Linked DNA regions of Homo sapiens: region 2 is linked to region 1. The links are chromatin loops, found by intact Hi-C in ENCODE. Cell type or tissue: body of pancreas. All regions are shown on one strand. Links, peaks and the distances in the headings refer to the core of each region. The heading gives the core; the rest is flanking DNA. Region 1 overlaps PDK4 (pyruvate dehydrogenase kinase 4). Region 2 overlaps ASB4 (ankyrin repeat and SOCS box containing 4).

What was found. Hi-C counts contacts between places; a loop is a spot of excess contacts. Peaks named below come from ENCODE experiments on the same cell type or tissue, not always from the same donor. Only the 100,000 strongest peaks of a DNase experiment are listed, where the experiment ranks them.
Region 2: it touches region 1 in a loop (2.3-fold over the local background); 42 of 110 quality-filtered maps call a loop at or near these places.

Annotation. Positions count from the first base shown.
Region 1 is chr7:95,580,197-95,592,267 of GRCh38, reverse strand. PDK4 (pyruvate dehydrogenase kinase 4) reads left to right here. Exons shown (of 11, transcript NM_002612.4): 6 at 203-280; 7 at 2,552-2,628; 8 at 4,443-4,541; 9 at 4,740-4,850; 10 at 5,145-5,258; 11 at 6,487-8,769. The coding sequence ends at 6,627. Among named protein-coding and RNA genes, the nearest start is that of PDK4, 10 kb to the left of the region's middle. In body of pancreas, for the core only: no CTCF peak of the experiment used is centred there; no DNase peak of the experiment used is centred there; H3K27ac peaks cover 3,653 bases.
Region 2 is chr7:95,531,828-95,543,898 of GRCh38, reverse strand. ASB4 (ankyrin repeat and SOCS box containing 4) reads right to left here. Exons shown (of 5, transcript NM_016116.3): 4 at 7,349-7,462; 5 at 3,666-6,328. The coding sequence ends at 6,140. Among named protein-coding and RNA genes, the nearest start is that of ASB4, 52 kb to the right of the region's middle. In body of pancreas, for the core only: no CTCF peak of the experiment used is centred there; a DNase peak (open chromatin) is centred at 6,778.

The DNA.
Region 1 (12,071 bases), core at 2,273-10,272:
TGAAGTGCACATATTGCTAAAACTGCAATGCAAACACTGTCTTAATTTTTCTTCAATAAAATATTAAAATATATTTTTATATACATAAACCTGTACCTTAGTGAATATTTTAGATTAGGGTAATACAGACACTGAAGATTATTTGAGAACTGTACTTGGCATAAACTCATTTCATTGTTATAAAAAACAACTTCTATTCCAGATGCCTTTGAGTGTTCAAGGATGCTCTGTGATCAGTATTATTTATCATCTCCAGAATTAAAGCTTACACAAGTGAATGGTAAGTTATAAGTAAAATATATTTTAACCTGTGGAAAATTCTGTGTTCTCCTAATATTATTGCTTTTTGTAAATATAAAGCAACTTCTGTGTTCATTTTTTCTCTTGCCTAAAGTTTGTACACATTTTTTTTGAAGACAAGGTTCTCTTTAACTATCTCAACTGGAAGGCTCCAATTCTGCCTATTCAGTTGCTAATGAGGATTCATAAAGAAGAATGTTTTGAACAAATAATATGGGATTAAAGTAGCAACTATATTCCAATATCTTAGATCAAAGAAAGATTACTTCCTATAGAATATGAGGGATAAAGAGACCAGAAGTAGGGAGGATATAGCAGTGGAAATATCCTCTTAAAGAGGTTACCCATAAGACCTGGAGACAAAAATACTTTAAATTTCACTATAAGAAATAAGCCAGTGACAGATGCATGATTCCACTTATATGAGATGTATAAAATGGTCACACTCACAGAAGCAGAGTAGAATGGTAGTTGTCAGAGGCTGTGAGGAAGGGGAAAATGGGGAGTTGCTATCCAACAGATAACGAAGTTTCAGTTATGCAACATGAATAAATCCTAGAGTTCTGCTGTTCAACATAGTGCTTATAGTTAAGGATATTGTATTGTACACTTAACATTTTGTTAAAAGGGTAGATCTCATGTTAAATGTCTCCACCCCAATACAAAAAAAATTGCACTATTGTTTTATACTACTGTTTTGGAAGCAGAACATACTTCAAAAATCTTCAGCTCAGCTGGGTTCAGTGGCATACACCTGTAATCCCAGCATTTTGAGAGGCTGAGGTGGGAGGTTTGCCTGAGCCCAGGAGTTCAAGACCAGCCTGGGCAATAAAGGGAGACACTGTCTCTACAAAAAATAAAAATTAGCCAGGCATGGTGGCACACACGTGTAGTCCCAGCTGCTCAGGAGGCTGAGGTGAGATGATCACTTGAGACCAGGAAGTCAAGGCTGCAGTGAGCCATGATTGTCCCACTGCACTCCAGCCCAAGTGACAGAGTGAGACCCTGTCTCAGACAAACAAACAAACAAACAAAATTTCAATTCTGACAAGGTCTTCCCATACTGTCTGAATGACTGAAGTGACTACATGATGAACGAAAGGCACTATTTTCACCCCTTCCCATTCTGTTCTGGTAAATAGTTGCATCTTAAAACAAAACAGTATACTTAAATTGGAATTACCTTCTCTTTTCTATTTAAAGTAAACATCTTTCTCAAGTAATATTTATACAGGAACAGTTTTTGTTTATGGTGACAGTTAAAATCAAGTTGCTCAAAGAGTAGCCTAACAGATTAGGGACAAGCAAATGTAAATAAATACCAAAAGTAGAAGAGCAAATAAAGAATGGAACGTATCTCTGAGCATAAACAGGGTTGTTGCATAATACTTGTAGATAAACTGCTCCAACTGTTGGACAAAATAAAGAGGGGATTGTGCCAGACCTTGTGTTTTCTGATTCGAACTTTGCCAAGGCCTGGAACGCTGAAGAATAATACTTTTATTTTTCTTTTCTTTCTAATTTTATTTTACTTTTTATTTTTCTTTCCAAAAAGCATTAAGAGGTTTTTGTTTGTCTGTTTCCTTTATCCTCTTGGTAAAATTTTAGCATATTTAACATATAAGATTTAATGTTTGGGTGATACAAAAAACAAGAAAAATCAGGTGTGTTATTTTACTAAATATTAAAAATATGAAAATTATAGTTAGCATTAATTTCAATATTATGCTATAAGCACAGTTTTCTCCCTTCTGTCTTAAAATACATAAAATTTTGACTCTGAAATTGTGCAGTACAAAAATGTTGAAAATAGAAATAATCCACAAAATCTAATTTATAGCACTGTTCTTCCACACTTACCCAACTTCACACATTTGTGGAGAAATACAAAAATTAATCATATGGAGCAAGGTGGTTCATGCCTATCATCCCAGCAGTTTGGGAGGCTAAGGCTGGAGGATCGCTTGAGGCCAGGAGTTTAAGACTAGCCTGGACAACATAGTAAGACCCTATCTCTACAAAAAAAAAACAATTAACAAAAGAGCATTATGTAGCAACTACAACAACATTTTGAATATAAGCCAGTAATATTTACTGTTTAAGTGGTAAGTTTCTAGGGCAGGATTTGGGGATGGGGAAGGTAGAGAATATGCCAACCCTCTTGAAGTCTAAAATGTTAATCACATGAATGTGGTGGTTTATTTTAGTGAAGTATTTGTTTACAAATTCTTAATGAATTTTATTTTTCTAGGAAAATTTCCAGACCAACCAATTCACATCGTGTATGTTCCTTCTCACCTCCATCATATGCTCTTTGAACTATTTAAGGTATGATACTTCACAATAATTGAAATTTTACCTTTTAAAAAGGTTTAACAGTTATATTTTTATCTCCTTTATTATTCGCCACAAAACAGAAGCCTCAATATCTTTTCCCAAGAATGCTTCTAGTCCTCCTAAGAGAAAGAAACTATACAGTCAATGTTTGACAAAGTACATGTAGCTCATTGTAGCATCAACACATATTTGAGAATGCATCATACAATTCATGATGTATCAATGCTTTACAGCCAAGAGGAAGTTCTTATTATTTTTTCAGGTGCCCATTAAAGAACTAGTCATTTATTCATTCATTAAGAGAGGTCATGGGGTGAATGTTTCAGTGAATGAGGCCTTGTTACCTCCACCCCCACAGGCTGGTCCTACTCCTAACTCAGCAGTTCAGGTCCAGAATTCCTGTAGGTGGTATGGCTCCATTCAGAGTCCAGAATGTGCTAAGAGCACAGTCAGTAGTTCCTTCAATCATCTACTTTAAAGTGCATATGAATCACCTGGGGACTTAGTTAAAGTGAAAATTTTGATTCAGGAAGTCTAGAGTGGGGCCTGAGATTCTCAATTTTGAATAAGCTAAGGGGTGATGCTGCTGGTCCACAATGCACACTTTGCCTAGCAGGCCTGTAGAGTTGTGCTTCTCAAACTGTAATATGCATTAGAATCGCCTGCAGGGCATGTTAAAACACAGATTCTTGGGCTCTACCCCAGAGATTTTGATTCTTCAGGTCTGAGAATGTGCATTTCTAACAAGCTCTCAAAGGATACAGATGTTACTGGTCTGAGGCAGCCAGGTGCTAAGAATCAAATCCTTTCATGCGTCCTAAGATTAAGTTAAATTAAGATCAAATTGAACTTAAACCAAAAAATAGAAAAACACCTTAAGCTTTTTGATGCTTCCCAAGAGTCCCCTGAATTGGAGAGAAGGAAGCCTAAAAAAGACAAATCTGCCTCTAATTCTGACATAACTCTTTCCAGAACTTCCTGTTTCCTAACTTATTCTAATGTTACTGCTGTGAGGTACTGACTGTACTACAAACATCTGATCTACTTTATTTCACTACAGCTAATGACTAGAACTTAATATTATTTAAAAACCAGAAAGCAGAAAGTAGACAGGTGGTGAGAAAGGAAAATGGGTTAAGAAAACCAAGACTGTATCTGTATGAGATTCAGCCAATAGACGGAAAACATCTTTTAGTTTGTTCTGTGTTAAAGGACAAAGGATACTTTTTCATTGATTTGATTTATTTTTAAGTTGAATGATACAACTCATAGAGTTATTCTGCCATCATTGGTAAAAGTTAGATGATAATCAAATGCAAATTGAAATTCAATTTAGAATTATTGACTGTCCTTTTAAATAGTAACAACCTTTTCACAGCAAGTTTTATGAAAGCCAATAAATTGGTTCAATGATTTCACTGTTCATTTGTTATATAGTAGTCTTTGGTGCTTGGATGTAAAACGTAATAGAAAGATAGAAAAGGGAGAGCTAGGAAATGGACTATAAAAACCAATTTCTACATTTAAATTAAGCTTACAAATAAGAACTTGACAGCTAGCAGAATTGGTTTCCATTAGACATTACTCCCAGGAGCTATATTACATAGTAAATGAATATTTTTCATTATACATCCTACATGACCCATTCATAAATGGCTATTTACAAAGCTGTTTTACTACTAACTTAAAAAAATAGGAACTTTGAATTACCCTCTGTGCTACTTTTATTTTAAACATAAAAAAAAAAACATTTATTGTCCCTCATTCCTCTGCCATTGAATTCCTTATGGTTTGCTTTGTTTTAGAATGCAATGCGGGCAACAGTTGAACACCAGGAAAATCAGCCTTCCCTTACACCAATAGAGGTTATTGTTGTCTTGGGAAAAGAAGACCTTACCATTAAGGTAACCATTCTCTGTTTTCCTTTTGGGTGTCTCTTGAGAGAATTAAATAGGGTCAATAGTAATAAAGCTGTCTGCTTTTTGCAATAGATAACAGTCATATATGCCAGGTGATTTTTAAATGAAGGAAAGCCATTTTTATTTAGACAAATGCACATTGTTTTTAATGTGTGGCTTTGATGACTTGTTTGTTTGTTTTAGATTTCAGACAGAGGAGGTGGTGTTCCCCTGAGAATTATTGACCGCCTCTTTAGTTATACATACTCCACTGCACCAACGCCTGTGATGGATAATTCCCGGAATGCTCCTTTGGTAAGAACAATTATATGGCTAAATTAATCTCAGCCACCTAGTTCTAAATGTAGAGCAAGGATTGCAAGGGATTATTTAGACAAGTTCATCAATTAAGTAAAATTAGACATGAAGGATATAAGAATGAATGATAAAGCAAGCTAAAAATGGTGAAACAAGGGATGTCTGATTGGAAGTAGAAGATATTTATTTAGGTTCTAGGACATTAGTATCAGTGAGGACAGTAATTTCCTGCTTGTTTGTATTTCAGTGATCACATACACTTCTTTACCTGATAACGTCTCTCTTCTCTAGGCTGGTTTTGGTTACGGCTTGCCAATTTCTCGTCTGTATGCAAAGTACTTTCAAGGAGATCTGAATCTCTACTCTTTATCAGGATATGGAACAGATGCTATCATCTACTTAAAGGTATCCCTTGAATTCAATAGCAAAATCCTGTTTCTAAAACCATTGCTCCTTTTATAGCCTTGAGTGCTATGGTCTGGAGTGAATTCCCCAAACTGAGTTAATGCAAATAATGACTACAGGTCATTCATTCTCTTCTCTTTCTGGGTGTGTGTACATTATTTAATATGATAACTTACCAAAGAGGAAGCTGGGCCATACTACCTGCCTCAAGTGAAGCAAAATTGTTTCCTAAGAAGGTTAATACATTACCAAAGTTTCAGAATGAGGACATGTTCATGTGAATTTTTTAAGGCAACTCCTTTTGGCATCTATGAGAGTAGCTGTGCTTTTATTTTACTTAGATTTGTGGGAAATATATGCTAATAATGTTCCAGCCTGAAAAAATAACAGGTATCAAGATACTCAAGTCCTTAAGCTGACCTTGTTAGAAATCCTGGGAAAGGAAAGCTGACTGTTCCAAAGCTGTCAGTGGGGTGCCAGACATTCACTGTTTGAACTTAAAAACTTGGTGCATGTTGGCTGGGCACAGTGGCTCACGCTTGTAATCCCAGCACTTTGGGAGGCCGAGGCAGGTGGATCACAAGTTCAGTGGTTCTAGACCAGCCTGGCCAACACAGTGAAACCCCGTCTCTACTAAAAATACAAAAATTAGCTGGGTGTGGTGGCGGGTGCCTGTAACCCCAGCTACTTGGGAGGCTGAGGCAAGAGAATTGCTTGAACCCGGGAGGCAGAGGTTGCAGTGAGCTGAGATCGTGCCCCTGCACTCCAGCTTGGGCAACAGAGCTAGACTCCGTCTCAAAAAAAAAAAAAAAAAACCTTGGTGCATATTTTCCTGTTTCTGGTAAAGCCTCAATTTCTTTGTTAAGATCACTGTCTTGATTCTGTTCATTTGCTGACTATTTCAACTGAAAATATAGATATTAGCAACTAAAACATTAAACTTTCAGGCTCCCATTTTTTGCACTGGAATTACTTGCCAAATGGCCTTTTCACCATCTGAAATAGTTAATGTATTCACTTCTTAAATGAGCAAAAGTCTTCAAACTATTAAGAAAGAGCCATAGACTGAGTGCAGGCACCAGTGTGCTCTTATTACTGTGTCAATTAAATGAATGTATTTGAATGTTTGGATACTTACCTCTGAATGTATTTTGAGTAATAACTTCAAGTGCAAATTATGCCATGCATAATTTCTTTGGTCTCATGTTTTTCCCCCCTTTTCTTTTAGGCTTTGTCTTCTGAGTCTATAGAAAAACTTCCAGTTTTTAACAAGTCAGCCTTCAAACATTATCAGATGAGCTCTGAGGCTGATGACTGGTGTATCCCAAGCAGGGAACCAAAGAACCTGGCAAAAGAAGTGGCCATGTGAAGAGGGACACTCAGGACACTTTACGGGATCAAAGTGGGTCTACACCAGTGCTGCTTCCTGAATGTTTGTGTGTGAACCCTTGTTTCCTCCAAAACAAACGACAGCAACGAAAACTCCTTAATCAGAACACTGATCCAATGAGGAATGGAGCTTGTTTCTGTGACCCAGGAGAACTTAGTGCAAGACTACAGGAGTTAACAGATGGCCAGCTCCTTATTTTTTAATGTAGAATAACTCCTGAGTTTATATCAAATCCTGAAGAAATAAGCCTCAGTTTTCCATCTGTTTTTGATAAGAATAAGAAAGGGAGTGAGTGTGAAGATGGTGGTTAGCAGTTTCACTAAGACTGATATTTTAGGCCTCTTGTTCACATCAAAAGATATTGGTGTCAGAATACCAGCATTTTCCTGCCATGCAAAGGATTAAAACTTAGTTTACACTATGTGGTTACAAATATATGTCAATGTACATTTTGAACATATTTATGTGCTATGGAAGGAAATGCTGGTGACTAAAATAAGGTTTACTCTGAAAGAGGAGGAATTTTATTCAAAGCATTCAAACATTTTATTCAAGTGTTTCAAAATTCAAAGCATTGTATTCAAAGTTGCAGTGAAGGCATCAACTTATGTAAAAACTCAGAAGGAAGGCTCCTCTGATAAAAACACAGCTCCTTTATTATGCTGCTTTTCTTGTTCACTTTACACACTAAGTAAACACTTATTGTCAGGTGCCTAGTCTTGAGTGAATTGTTAGATGTGCACTGAACTCGGGATGTTGGGGATTGGAGAGAGAGAATTGCCAAAGTAACAGCAAAAATATCTCTTACTTTGCTTTGTTTATAAATAAATTAGTAGATTGGAAAAACTAGTGTTAGGGAAAGAAATCACATGTTCAGAGCCTAATTCAGTAGGAAGGGCTTTTCTCTACCCTGAAATGAAGGTAATCCAAAGGCATCCATTTTCTAGGCTTAAAAGATATATTTTTGATATATTTAATTATATTCTCTACACTCCAGCATTAATATGTCTGTTTAAAAATTACTAATTCTCAAATGGCTCAAGAACATTAGAATTTAAGTACCTTTTAGAGTAATTATTTTAAGCAAATAGCCTGGACGTAAGAGATTCTCATGCCAGCATGCTTTCATTTGTCAGTTGTTGTGACTGAGAGATAATGAATGACACCTGAAATGCATATGGTATTTTTGGGAGAGTTAAGGTATAATTTGAAGGTTGGCAGACCAGTTGCGCTGATTACTCTTAGAGAAGAAGAAATGGAAAAATGAAAGAAGGCAGGAAGGAAAGAAAGGATATAGGAAGAGAGGGAAGCAGAAGGCAGGCATTTTTCTATTTTCCCCACAAATTATTTCAAAAAAAATCTGTATTTTCTGGGATATGTCATTGGCAAGAGGAAGAACTGGTGTTTTGAAAGCAGTATGGATTCTTTAAATGCCTCTCACTCTTACAAGATAGTAGGCTTTGAGATAATAAACTTACCCGTGTCAATTAACATTTAAACTGGCATATAGAAAAAAAGGAGGATTTTTCTGCATTGTAAAATAATCAGTATGGTTTATATGTTGAATTTGACATTTGTGTGTAATTTCATGGTGGCCTAGTGTTGTGGTGCTTCTGGTAATGGTAATAGAAGCTCAACTATTTTTTTGTGGATTTCAGTTTTTATCATCAGAAGTCCTAGACAGTGACATTTCTTAATGGTGGGAGTCCAGCTCATGCATTTCTGATTATACAAAACAGTTTGCAGTAGGTTATTTGTCATTTCAGTTTTTTACTGAAATTTGAGCTAAACATTTTTACATGTAAATACTTGTATTTACCAAAGATTTAAATCAGTTGATTAATTAATTAACTCAAATACTGTGAACTATCTCTAAAACACTAGAAAAAAGAAATGTTAGTATCTCAATTACACCAACTGTGCAAATGAACTTTGATAAAATAGAAATAATCTACATTGGCCTTTGTGAAATCTGGGGAAGAGCTTTAGGATTCTAGTAGATGGATACTGAATACTCAGGCCCACTTAAATTATTAATGTATACATTGTGTTTTTGTCTTTATGCTATGTACAGAGAAATGTGATAATTTTTTATAATAAATATTTTTTATGATGATAAAAGACATTGTGTTTTAAAGTTCTTTTCTCAATTTACCTCAAGGTACTAAGAATTTGAGTTACAATAACACAGTACAATGGTGTGTTTGCCTACAAATTTGTATTCAATAATCATTTTTGCAATGCATATGTTTCTGCATATTTCTGGAAATTTAAAGTTTCATTTTATGTCTGTGTTTGCATACAAACAGTGGAGTACCAAAATAATTATCTAGATAGCTTAGGTTCCCAATGACTTCTGGATTAAATGTCAGAGTAATAATAAGGTGGAAATAGGATAGAGATTACTAAGTTAAATTGTGGTATGTATTATCTTTGCTCTCTTTAGTGCTTTTCTTTACTATTTTAATCCTACTTTATCATAGACAACTTCCTTTGCCCACCTTCCTAATGACCTTACTGGCAAGGTTCTACAAATCGGGGGCTGGGGTGGGAAGGAGGGAAGGGAAGGAGGAAAATAGATTAGAATTAAATGATAATAGTGGAATGACTTTGCCATAACTAAATTATAAATCTTGTCAAAATAATCATATTTGAGTCAAAAATGCCATCAGCCTAAGGCATTAGACCCTAAAAAATCTATAGTAAGGTTGACATTTTACTGAAAAACCTTTAGTGAGGTTGACAATGAGACTCTCCATTCCCTTGACTGCCTTCATTTCTTCCACTTCTGTTGAGGAAGCACTGCACCATGTGCAGCTAAGAGGAGCGCACACCTGCACACAGGCACAAGATCTAGCTGTACAGTTTCCTTGGACTAAGCTGTCAGGGAAGTAGGGAGTTAGTGCACTCCACAGTCTGAGAACCTTCGCTCGTGTTCTCTTAATAGCTGTAAAACTTTGAATCCTACAACTCTCCATGTCTGCACATGTATCTTTTTGACTCAAGTCAATGTGTATACTCCAAAGAAAACTAATTTTCAACTTCAGTCAAGTGGGCCGAATTTCCACCAAAACTATCTTTAGACCATTTCTCTCAAATTCCACATTTGGCTAGGAGTAGTGTTTTATCTCAACTACCAATACATGTGCAAAGAAAGAGAAAGAGATCATGTGAGCTAGTAACCTGGACATCAATCTTGATAATTCCTTTATTCTCCTACTATACTTTCAGGGATGCACTTACATTTAGATGTATACCAACACTGAAAATGTGTGTGAAATCTCCTGAACATCTTGGTCTGTCCTGGTGGAAGAATTAAGAGACTTTTATAATTTCATAGGAGCCTATATAAGAAGTCACTAAGCCCTACTATGAATACCTAGAGCAGTAGGGTTCTATCTTCATTAGCATTCCATCCACAGATGTCTTTTTTTTTTTAACAGTTATCCCTTTTTTATCTTACATCACAGTTACTTACGCACTCAATAAACATTCACTGCCTAAATACATAAATGAACACATGAATAAACTTCTGGCCATAGAACAGTATCCCTGCATTTAAGGATAGGTTGGAACTCTGTGTTAAGTAATAGTACATCAAATTTTATAAGATCTCATGCTGGAAGACGTATTCAATAAGTTTTATAATATTGCAGACACTCTGAGATATGTTTCCAAACCAATTAAACTGCAACTCATTTTTGTTTAAATGTCACTTTCCTTTGGTGGCCTTTGGCTATGAAATTATTACATATATCACAAGAAATTAAATAATGGCTAACGTTATCACTTATAAGGAAATTTCTTGAGCAAATGGGCCAGGGCTTCAGATTTTATGAGTATTCTTTCTTTGTGTTTACCTTGGACTCAGATGAAAACGTATTACCATCCATACATCATGGCTCCTTAATGGAAATGAGTAACTGTCTTTTGGTGACATTTTTCAGTTCCTACCCAAGTGCAAATAAACATTAAAAGCCACTCAAAACCAGCAGAAATGTCAGTAGCCTTGAAAACATGTTGAATCTACTAAATGATGTGAAAATGATGTGAGCTGTCTTAATAATAAATCCAGCAACAAAATAATAAAGCTCATCAACGAATCATGAGACATCATTTTCATGTTTACTGCTACCATTAATGTAATGGAAATTACACATGACTGGTTGTCAAATAATGCAATATAGCTAGAAATTATTTATTAGCATACTGTTTTCCATAAATGTAAAAAGATACTTTAATATCTAAGACAAATAGTCTATTGAATGGCAAAATCTCAAGTTTTTATCCATTTCATATAGCTATGTTCTTTACTATGTTTCTACCCAAATATAGACAGATAGATAGAGTTATACATAGATATTTGGTAGAATTGCCCTTGATTCAATCTTTTTCTTTTAAGTTCATTTTTAAAGATAATGATTTTTTAATTATAAATATATTATTAAAAACAGAAATAAACTTTAAAACAAAAATATTTTATCACGTTCTCATGCAATTCTCTTTACCTTTTTGAGTTTCTATCTTCTCTTCTACCTAAATGAGCCTTGTACAAGAAAGGCATGCCAAATTCTAAAGTCTCTGAATGTAAGTTTTCTAGTAATTCTTTACTAAATACCCTGCCTCCAATCTCTCTTCAGTCTACCTGCACTATAATGCCAGATTCATTCTCCTAAACCAGCCTTCTCATAATATTACTGCCAACCTCAAAATCCCTTACTGGCTTCCCAGGGCCTAAGAATCTGAAATGTATATGATAGTTATAGTTTTATGCACTTCAACCTTACAATTTATATCTTCCATTACTGAACCATTCAGAATACTATTTTCTAAACATGTAACAAACATGTTTCTTTTTGCTCATTGGAAATATGCCTACCTGAAATACCCTTCCTCTGTGCTCTGTTTTTTACAATCTTCTGGGCCCAGGTTAAAGCTGACTTTCATGGACTGGGCATGCCAACATCTTGTAAACTCTCACATGGTCAGGACAATTTTAGTACTTAAAATTGCTAGGGGTGCTAGTTATATGTTATAGATAGGTATAAAGTCCAGAAGCCCAACTAGATTGTGTGTTCCCTGCAATCCAGGACTGTGAGTTACACATACCTAGGTAAAGACCATGACATTAAGCCTGTCTTTCATATAGCAGATATTAAAAAGCATTTCTTGATTGATATGTTTTCGATGAGTTGGGAAGACAGAGAAAAGCAATGGAATAATCTCTAATTGAGCAGTTTATTCTACTGACTTAAGACCAATGCCACCCATCTTAATACTTTTTAATGGCCCTCAGCATTTCTTTTTCAATCTGGGAAGGATTTATGCTTGTTTCCAGATGGATCATGGCTGAAACATATACACACAATAATTTAAACCTTTTATTTCAGGCTTAATACAAGGTCTTTGCCCTCAAAGAGTTC
Region 2 (12,071 bases), core at 1,958-9,957, 48 kb after region 1:
TAATTGTTACTGCTATAAAAATTATAAGGTTGGAAAAAGTATAATTATAATGATAATAATATTCATTGATTCCCCATGGTGCTTCCCCACTCTTTGAGACATTTCATAATTTCATCCCACTCAGCTCTTCCAACCTCATCCTCTGCTCCCCACACACAACAAATGTTCATCTACGTGCATCAAGTTACTCTAACTGACAGTGGTGAATACTCAGTGTATACTCCAGCTCTCACCCTTTGTCAGGGATACTCACTTTTAAATTCCCTCCCAAACCCCAGGGCCTTACTGTTACCCAAACTATTACCTAAACCCCACCCCTCTTCAGGTCACAGATCAAGTCCACCTGCCTTCCGTGGTCCATAGTGGCTTCTATCTGCCCTCGACTCCAATAGCACTTACCATCCCGACCACCGCCCAGGCTGTCACGGACTTGTCACAGTGTTTTTTGTGTGTGCATCAGTCAGATCCCTAGAGGAAATGGAGGACACACTCAATAGGGGTGACTGAAAAGAAACTAATTAAGGGCTATCTGTGGAAGTGTAGGTAGGGAGCCAGGAAGGGCCCCAATCTTCTGCCGATCTTCCCATGGACTGAACCCTCTAGGAAGCCAGGCGACAGGGAGTCAGTTGATACAGTCTGTGAAAGTCATTCTGCCAAGACCCAGAGCAGGGTAGAGAGAGGATCCTTGTTTAGAGAATGGGCAGCTCATTTTGTATGTCTTGCTTCCTGAATCAAATTATTCGTAATCTATATTGGTTCCCACCACTTGTCAGTCAAATACTGACTTTCAGCTTCCACCACATCTGGAACAGGACAAGGAGTGAATGTTTGCCTTTGTACCTCTCAGCAGGTGTGTCTTGGCTCCTGGATCTTGAGAAGGACCTCAGTACCTACCTTCTACATCTGAGGCTGCCTTACACACCCCAGCATGATAGCTGTTTTGTCCATTTTTCTCTGCTTAGTGAGCACTGAAAACTAATCCAGGCTGTCTTTAAGAAATACAAGGTGGCTATTTTATTTCCATAACTGGATTCAGCATATATTTGCAGAGTGGTTATCCAATATCATTGAGACATAGCTCTTTCTGAGAAAACAGAAAACCAATTAGTAAAGAAGAAATTTAAGTTCACTTAAACGACTTAGTGTCGCTTTTTTAACAACAACTGCTGGCCAGGCGCGGTGGCTCACACCTGTAATCCCAGCACTTTGGGAGGCCAAGGTGGGTGGATCATTTGAGGTCAGGAGTTCGAGACCATCCTGGCCAACATGGTGAAACCCTGCCTCTACTAAAAATACAAAAATTAGCCAGGCATGGTGGCAGGCACCTGTAGTCCCAGCTACTTGGGAGGCTGAGGCAGGAAAATCGCTTGAACCTGGGAGGTGGAGATTGCAATGAGCCGAGATCGTGCCATGGCACTCCAGCTTGGGTAACAGAGCAAGACTCTGTCTCAAAACAAAGAAACAAACAAACAACAACAAAAAAAAAAACCACTTTTGGGGGATGTTTTTGCATACATTGTTTTTCATTGATGGCAGATATGATCAAACATGAACAAAGCAACTTATCACTGAAATGTAGGTTTTGAAAATCCTTTCTGATGAACCAAATGGCTCAGTTAGACAGCATCTAATTTTTTTAAAAAACTGTGTAGTTTTTATCCTTATTTCTAAATAAAAACAAATAAACCAAAACCTTGAGCTACTAAAAATGAATCTTAAAGTGACTTGATAACAACACTCCTCTTCTTCTTCCCACATTTATCAGAGAACTACACAGGTAGTAATACCGAATAAAGTTTTTGGGTTTTTTTTTTGTTTTTTTTGTTTTTTTACAGTCAAGGTCTCACTCTGTTGCCCAGGTTGGAATACAGTGGTGTGATCATAGGTCACTGTAAACTTGAACTCGTGGGCTCAAGTGATTTTCCTGCCTCAGCCTCCGGAGGAGCTGGGACTACAGGCATGTGCCACCATACCCAGCTAAGAGAATAAATTCTTGCATGTCAAAAAATAAATGAATGAAATTATTCTACCCTCTGCTCATTCATTCTGATACCCAATGACCCTCCCTGCTAGGGATCTCATTGCTAATCTATGTCCTGCTACAAAATTCATCTCCTCCTTCTCTTTCCCCCACTGAAGATGGAAACAGCTGCGAAATCAGCTCCGTATATGATACATTTTCAAGTGACTAAATTTTTCCATAGTAAAATAGATCATTGCGTCTATTTTACTACTTACAAAAATACAAAGATGCAAAAATTAATTGGTTGGCATGTTTACTAATCCCCCACTCAGTGGAGAATTTCTATCCCTACTCCCTATCTCAAAAAAGCCCAGGAAGGTCAGGGACCTGGTTTGTCTTGTTCCCCCGTGGATTCCCAGCTGTCATCAAAGTCCTGACACAGTACAAGCTCACCCAACAGTTCCCAAAGTGAATAGAAATCTACAATGTATCACCTGCAGCTACAGATTCACTCTAAGGATATACTACTCCACTGGTGGGAGCCTATCTCTACAATATAATGATTATGACAAAAGCAAGGACATTAATACCAATAAAATGCTACTGAGTGTCATGGTCTGCTCTACATGTTTTAATCTGTTAATAACTTAACCCTCAAAACAATCCTATAAAAGTCCTATGAAGTAGGCACCGTGACTATTCTCATTTTACAAATGAAAAAACTGAGGCCTGGAGCAGGTGTGTCATTTTCCCTATATTATGAGTCAGATAAAGAGGGGACCCAGACAGAGAGCATCAGAGCCAAACCTCCAAACACCTAACTGTAATGCATCTACTTTATCCTCCTAAAGAAAGTAACAGGAATTCCTTCCAGATACTAGCTGTGGTGTTTGTGTTTCAAAGAAAATGGGTGAATAGTTGAATTCATTTGTAAAAGTTTGGAAAGTGTACCAACTTAGAACTTTGTAAGTTCTTCACAAACAATCAGATGAGTAATAAAAACGTAAGACTCAGCTGTCTTTTCCAACATTGATAACCCACTGCAAATGGTTTGTTACTTTTCTTATCCCTACAATCATCGTTCGACTACTGTGTTTTTATCAGAACCCACTGGGTTTAGAATGGAAGGACAAAGTAGAGACATAACACTCGATGATTAAAAAATAGAACACAAGTGTGTCTAGTTCCTAAGAAGGAGAGAAAACAAGATAGGTGATCTTTCCCTCATATCTAAGATTCTTCCTCTCATGTAAGTTTCAGAAGAGAGATTGTTTTTTTCTTCAAGACAGTAGATCCTATTTACAGAAAGTTTTCTAAGAAAGTAACAAAGGCGTCATGAGGATGTAATTTCCTCTGTTGCTTTGCCCAGGGTTTAGTGGACAGTGAGAATGAAGGAAAATGAAAAACCCCAGGAGGACAGAGATGGTGAGAGGCAGAGGAGAATGATTCAGTACAATTTCTTTACTACTATTAAAACACACTTGTTCTTACAGCAAGAGGCTGCATTGTATTTGTGTTTTGGCCACAGTTACCCTTTACTTTCTTTTGAAAACATTATTTATTTACAGGCACAATCCCTGATTCTCTTTTTCTTTTTAACTGTTGATAAAAGCAATGAAATGTGTAGAGTTCTTCAGTGTCATTGCTGAAAAGTCAAAGCGGGGTTAGGAAAAAGAGTCTTATTGGTAAGTAAACACAAAGATGAAAGGAGACAGAAGAGCTTTATTTAAGTTCTCTAAATAAAAGTTCAAAGATAAGGAAAAATTACTTTAATTCCACCAATAAAAAAATTACAAACAAGTAGCCATGTATTCTACACTAGATGAACATAAGTGTTTAAGCACAAGCAAGGTGAATAAGAAAAGTTTTCATTTCCCTGGGCGAGGAACATCTTCTCCCTTTGTCCTCAGCATCAGTTTTACTTGCCCCAAGTCAGTGCATCACAAGCTTTGCTGCTAGAATACGCCTTAAGATGCAGGGCAGCAAGCAATCCTCCAATTGTTCCAGGGTGTGATCTTGTTTTACTTTGTTAATTATTACTATTTTAAGATTTCAATAGTTTTGGGGGTACAGGTGGTTTTTGGTTACATGGATACATTCTTTAGTGGTGAATTTTGAGATTTTAGTGCACCCATCACTGGAGCAGTGTACACTGTACCCAATATGTAGTCTTTTATCCCTCACCCCACTCTCAAGCTTCCCCTTGCAAGTCCCCATAGTCCATTATATCACTCTGGATGTCTTTGCATCCTCATTGCTTAGCTCCCACTTATAAGTGAGAACATATGGTATTTCACTTTCCATTCCTGAGTTACTTCACTTAGAATAATGGCCTCCAGCTCCATCCAAGTTGCTGCAAAAGACATCATTTCATTCTGTTTTAGGATGTGTTCTAATACCACTTGCTGCAAGCAAACTATTTTTTGAAAGATCAAGCTTTATGTGAATAATTCATACAAATTCAGCATTCTATTCCATGATATAGATCTTGTTTTAGTACAAAATATCTCCACCAAAATATCTGAGTAAAACTGATACTTAAAAGAGATTATTGTATCCACCTATGACTTTTCTTACACAGCCCTGGGAGTAAGACAATCCCAGTTCAGAAGCACAGTCTCAACTGAGATTAACCAGTTAGGTGATTGCCAGTTAACATTAAATGATAGCCTATTGGAATATCTGACATCATCTCTATTCAACACTCCAGCATCCAAAGTTAAATATGATGGAGAACCACACACATAAAAGAAATCTGCTCACAACTGACAGATTTGTTTGCAATTTACTTCTGCTTTAACCTCTAAAAAATGATGCTAAGAGCAATGAGCTTATCTAAAAGTGATTATAGCAAGAACAAAAAAAAAAGTGAAGCAAAATTGACCTCATAAACCACAAGGCCCAGAGCTTAATCACCTACATTTTTCTTTCTGCAATCCACTAACTAGCAAGCCTGATTAACACACTAATCTTCCCAAGTTTCTCAAACTTTTACCATTTTCAAAAAGTCTCTCTATTTACTTTTCGTAGCCCACTGTCACTAGCAAAGTGCTCCTTATCTCTTAGCTACAATGCTATGAAATGTCAGTCTGCTACATAAAAAGACCGAAGTAATCAACTAGGTCCCCTCACACACTTTCTTTCCCCCATTTTCCTATGCTTCCTTGTCACATGCACTGGAGCCATTGAGTGTGCAATATTTTTCTCAAGGAGTCTGGGAAAGTATTAATACTAACCAAGAAACCATACCAAAAAGACACACTATCTAGAAAAAACCTTAAAAATACCCTAACAAGAGCAGGAGATCCCTCTACTTTACATAACCCCTTCACTCTTTAACTTCATGCTTAAAAGAAAAATCACACTTCATGTCAGAAACACAACTTTGAAAGATAAGCATTAAAAGTGAGTCTGCACCTGTACTCTTGCCCCATCACTTTATATTGCAGTTAGCTGTGTGTATGTCTGGATCCTCTGCTAAATGGTGAGATCCTGGAAGGCAGGAGTCACATGGGACTCATCTTTGCATCTCCAGTCTCTGGCTCAGTGATGTCTGGTTCAAATGTCCATTCTTGACTATTAACTGGACTGATGTTTCTTTCTCATTTCTAATTTGACTCCAAGATCTCCTTGTTTTGACTATGCTCATATGCCTTCATCACTGAAATAAACTTGAGTAGCTTGGTTTGGGGAGTAGGAGTTTGCAAAACTAGTGACAGTAATTACTGCTAAGGGGTAATGGGGGAAAACACCAAGTTTAAGAGGCCAATTGCAAAGCCTGCTATATGGCCATTTGAATGAGAATGTAAACATATTACTGATAAGGCACAGAATTATATTGGTTGGAAGAAAACCTGGGTCCCATTTCAGATGAGATAAGATATAAGAAGTTTTACAAAAATATTTCAGGTACTTAGTAAGAACACTATACATATTAGTTATTACTGTTCTATCAGTACATTCTGAATACATCCTTGTCTTTGAAAATTCCTTAACTTTACTTCTTCTTTATTTCCCCATACCATGATATTCTAGGATTAATGGCAGTGTTTGTAAAGTGTTTTGAAATCCCTGAAGTGTTATAATCAACCCAAGTACCATTTTATTTAGGCAAACTGTGTCTACCCAGCAAGTCCACTTAAATACCTAGGATTGGGAACTGCTGTCTCATAAGGCTTAATAAATAATTCCCTCTGGCTCTAAAAGCAAGTACTTTTTCAATGACAATGGGAGGGAAAGCAAAGGAATTGCTCTATGGCATCTGTTGTGTAATGTTCTTCTAATGGCACATCTCGATAAGTGCATGAGAGTCCTTGGAGAGTTACAGCACACAGTAAAGAGAGAGTGGTAAAAATCCCAGTATTTCTGAAAAGGAAGGCAAGACAAATTAAAGTTAGCAAGGCCCCACAGTTTACATCAATAAAAATCAGCAATGCTGCAACTAACCTCTATACGTAATGGCAGCTTCCTAGGGTCTCTATTGGTGAGGCAAAAATTAAACGCAATATTGAAATGGGAGCAGTGAGGCGGTGGTATACAAGGAAAGGGGAGGGGAAATAACATTCTACAATTCAGAACCCAGGAGATAAGATAAAATATGCAAGTGTGAAGTGCCTGGATGAATCTAAACCAAAATAGCAATTTTAAACACATTATGTGCTTGGTGTGATGCATATATTCAGATATTTAATGGAAGTGAAGGATTAATGCAGCTCACTCAAGTTAGGTGACTTTTAAAAGTAACACAGCCAATAAGTAGCAGAATAAGATTACACCTAAGCCACAGACCTCCAAGCCCAGTGAACTTTGCACCCTGTGCCTGATACCTCTCCATGTGTTACAGACAGACTTTGACATCTAAAACCAAGAACCAAGGGTGTTCAGTGGGAAGGACTGGTATACATTGGTAGCAAAGTCTGAAAGTCTGCAAGTGAGAACTTGACTCTGCCAATGGTTTTCTGTAGGACCCAAGACAGGGTTTTTAAAACTCTTTCCTGCCTAATAGTCACTTCATGATATTTAAAAGTAAATGAAATAATCTACACAAAACGCTTTAATATTCTGGTAAAAATGCTATATAAGCAATTCCAAATGTTATCATTTAACTCATCTAAATTAATGAGAAGAAAGGAAAACTGCCACCTTTATATACTTAATTCAACTTGCCCTTAAATGGAGGAATTCCCCAAGACACTCCTTAATGCCACATATTTGATGGAAATATTAACTCTCAAACCTGCATTTTATAACCCTTTGTCTCATTGCATTTGAGTACGCTTTAAAGGCATTCTCAAAACCAACTTTTTTGTTACAATTTTCTGTACTTCTAGAGCAGTCTGGAAGTACTTGATAGTGAAAACTATTAGAAGGGAATCGATTATTTACCTCCAAGTCATCATCGGGGATAGCTCTTCTCCACTTTGTGTTCCATCTGATGTGTTCATAGGCATTGACTACAACTTCAATTGCTTTAGGACAAGAATGGCAGGCCTGTATCACCTGCAGAGGAAGCACAGAGTTTCATCTGTTTGATGCACATATATGGTTCATTCATTCTGCTCACAGAGACATCAAGAATTCACAGACCAGTGGGCATGGTAGCATGTGCCTGTAATCCCAGCTACTTGGGAGACTGAGGCAGGAGGATTGCTTGAGCCCAAGAGTTCAAAGCTATCTTGGGCAACACATCAAGACCCTATCTGTAAAAAAAAAACCAGAACCCACAGACCTATTAAGCTCCCTGGAATGCTAAAACGATTTTCAGAAGTCTCACGCCTTTGAGTATTCCAGTACACTGCCACCATGGCAAATAGATAGATTAATAAAATCAAACCAATTTCTTTCACCTTCCACGAGCAAGTGAAAAAGAGGCACTAACAAAGAAGATGAGAATTGAAGAATTACTTTGCCTTTGTACATAATTGAAGCAATTTAGAGACAGACTGGACACAGAATACATTCCCAGCTGCCTGGGAAACTCTTCCAGCTCTACAGAACATTTTATCAAAAAATTCAATGTTAGTCAATCAACTTAGATTCACTGGTGACCACGAGGTAAAGTAAACTACAGAGTAACATGCAAGTTGAGCCAAGTTATCTTCCCAGTCCAATGCCTGCAGAGGGCTGGTGTCATGTACTAAACCACACTTATTGGTATTTTACCTTTCATTAACAAATGAAAGATGACATGAAATTCAGTTAGCTCTTAGCACACTCTGTTTAATAGTTTATTAACCAACCAAAAATACTTGAAAGCTTAGTCAAGATGGCCAGAATCTCCTTCAGGAGATAGAAAGATTTAGCTTTAACATTTAGATTAAACTACATGGATGTTTATACACTTAACCAACTTTTGGTGTGGCCAGTAAAAGGCATTCCTGACTCCCAGTTTAATCATCTTTCTTTCCATTGCCACCCAACAAGCAGCTCCAGCCACAGATCTGCTCTTCTAAATTTGTTCATCATGAGTTTCGTATCAGTTCCATTTTTCCCATGAAACTTCGGAGAACATAAATCAACCTTTCTGAGGGGGTCCTCCTAAAGCCCCTTTCACTTGGTGTTAGGTGAGGCATTAGAAGAGAGGCATGCCTCTGCACTTAAACAACTTTCTCCAAAGACATTTCTTCCTAATTTCCCAGACCGTATCAACCTCAACCTATTACTGTTGAGCAAAAGATCACAAAACCGACTTTCTCTCCATAGGGAAATGTGTTGCTCGACAACCTTCCTCATAGGTGGTCTAGCATTGCCTTTTTCAGTGTAGGGTGGTAAAGACCTAATGTCTTGGGATCACAGATAAAACAGAGACAGAAAGGTTATGATCTTAATATCCAACTAAGTAAGAGTGTGCGCATGTGTGTGCATGTGCATGTGTGTGTGTGTGAGTGAGTGTGTCTGTGTGTGTTGACAGTAAAGAGGCCAACCTGGATGGAGTCAGGGCAGGGCTAAAGGTCAGAGCTGGTAAGATGAAGCCAGCTGGCAGCACATCTGGAAGTCAGCCTGAAGAGCTTGGGATTGACTTGACAGGCAAGAAGAGGCTATTATACACTCTTAACGAGAAGGGATGATATTCAACCTATCCATTCCATTAAGAAGCCTTTATTGAGCACTGGGTTTAGTACTATGACAGTAATTCTGGGAGATTTATGACCTGTTTTTTGTCTTTAAGCAGTTTACAACCTAGTTGAAGAGAAAAGACACAAATAATTTCAAAGAGTTAGAGAGCAATATAAGTCAGTAAATAATAAAAGACTAACATAAAGATCATCAGGTGATCCTTGAGCACCATCAGCAACCCACAGAGGAGAAGACAAGTGCATCGAGGGCAGAGAGTGGAGGGGAGGCTAATGGGAAGTGCACCAACCGGCTCCCAGGCTGGTGTCAGGGCTAGTGCTGGGAAGGAGGGGTGGCTGAAGCTGGGAGAAGAAACAAGTATAGGGCTTAATACTAATCAGATAGGAGGAAGAAAGAATACAACTTGGAAGCCAGAGATAGAGGACAAACAAGAGTTGCCACTGATTGACAGAAATAAGGAACATACTAATCTGGGATGGACAGATAATGAGGAGGAGGATAGTTCATCTTTTTTTTTTTTAATGGAGTTTTACGTTTTTAGCCCAGGCTGGAGTGCAATGGTGCAATCTCAGCTCACTGCAACCTCCACCTCCTGGGTTCAAGCGATTCTCCTGCCTCACCTCCCAAGTAGCTGGGATTACAAATCATGCCACAACTCCTGACTAATTTTTGCATTTTTAGCAGAGACGAGGTTTCACCATGTTGGTAAGGCTGGTGTTGAATTTATGACCTCCAGTAATCCGCCCGCCTAGGCATCTGAAAGTGCTGGGATTACAGGTGTAAGCCACCGCGCCCAGCCATTCATGTCAGCAAAAAATGTACACAATAGATGCTCCCCATTAGAAAGCTAAGATGGAGTTATTATGTGTCATCAAAGTATGTGCTGGCAGAAGCCATGAAGTTCAGTGACAGTCTAAATGGGTATAAATGGAAAAGATAGAGGATCATTACCTACAGCTTCAGAAATCCTAATAGGCACGAGAGAGGAAGAAGGGAAAATAATAGCTACCATTTTTCGAGGACTTACTATGTGCAAGGGACTGTGTTAAATCTTCATATACTTTAACTTGCTCAGCCGTTGAACAATCCTATGAGGTTGGTCCTATATTCATCCCCATTTCAGAGATTTAAGACCAAAGGCTGAGAAAATTTAACCTCTGGGTCTTTTAGCTAGGAAATGGTAGAGTCAGGATTTAAACTCAAGTCTGCATGACTCCAAAGTCAAAAAAACACCAGACATGTCAGAGTGAAAGATACCAAATGAAGAAAGCATTCAAAGTGAGATTATCAAGGGGGTCATGAAGATCAAGAGATGAAGACAGATTAAATACCAGCAGATTGAATTAGAAGGTCAAGTCACTGGGAGTTGGGTGGACTGAAACAGGTAAGGAACAGATTGTGGGGGATAAATAAAGGATAAACGAAAAGTTGTAGCTAGGGCTGCCCTGTCCTCATCTTTAAGACCCTTGGTGTCACAGCACGAAGAGTGTTAGAAGCCCAATAAGTAATTTTCCCTTTTTAGTGTAGGACCTATTAAAAAATGAAATGAAGATGACAATCAGAGATCAGAATATCATCTTTACTACTGATAAAATAGATTACATATGTTTAGTTAGGGGGCCATACACAGCTTCTAACATTCTACCCCCAAACTGAATTTATACCCTAAAATTGCAGGCCTCTCCCTGGCAGACAGAGTTTATTACTGGAAGCCTGCCACATAAATGAACAAAGAATTCAAGGATCCTCTAGACCCAAGGTTGAGCAAGCTAAGTCAATTCCTCCTCCCAACTCATCAATCTGTTAAGTGAAGTGAGAAGGTTAGGGACAGAGATTAGTGGGAGTTTTATTTTAGCAGCATTTTCCTCATGAAAACATAAGACAAAGGAAACATGAGACAGCAGACTGATGTGGACCCCAAAGGGAGAAACCACAGCCTCCTTTTGACCTTGCCAGCCCAGAAAACAGAAGATGTTCAGTAAGCTCACCTTGATGAGTCTCTGGCATCTCTTATTCTCCCTTCATGGAGGAACAATTAGACAAAAAAGTTATTTCTACTGTGGTGACTACTGAAGAGAGATTTAGACACCTCATCTCACCATCCAACCCCCAAAAGCATGGATTAATACACAATCTCTTAAAAAAGAGATTCAAGGTAAGTCTTCCTGCCTCTCTTCTCATCCAAACATCATCTGTAAGCCACTTCAGCAGAAACATTCTCAAGCTACTTCCACTCTTTTATATTGATATATATGTGTTCAGAAAGGTACTTAATGATCAAAGAGAACTGCCTACCTTCATATACAGCATTGTTCAATGGCAGAAATCATCCTTACCTCTCCCAGACCCTCGTGTTACCTTTTCCTCCTCTAGAAAAATGTCTTTCTTGCCCTACAAGAAAACCCAATCTTGGCTCCCTGGGGTGTCACTTTCTTCTGAATTACGCTGGGAGAAAAAAAAATCAAATGTCCTTTTGTACCCTGGAAAGCAATTGCAGACCCTATAATTCTTTTTTCCCCCGCTTATGTAATTTACACATTGGCTTTCAGTGAAATACACCCTCTACAAATTGGCTTTGTATTTGGAAGAAAACATCTTCAGCTCTGACCTTGTTCCTTGTAAATAAGGAAACTGAATTCCCCATCCACACAAGAACGAATCACTTTATCTTCTGGATAAATGAGTCAGTCACTTACTTGTCGTAAAGATGACTTTCTCTTTGGAAAGTCGGGCTGTGGAGTAGTTGTTCTAAATCACTTTGAAGCATCTGCATAGTAAATTGAATAGTTTTTCTTTACTTTTCCTTTGGAGGGGGGCCAGCTCTCCTACACAGTCTGTTGAGTAGCAACAAAAATGTTTGTAATACCAGCCATCTACCAGTAGCCAACTCTATCCTAAATGTCTTTAGCATACAGCCAAACTAAAGGAACTCAAAGGAGCAAAACAACTGAATAAGAAAATGCTAACCATGGACAAAGTTGGTTGGAACACAAAATTGTATGCCTACTTTACAGGCTGGTGGAGCTACCAAGAA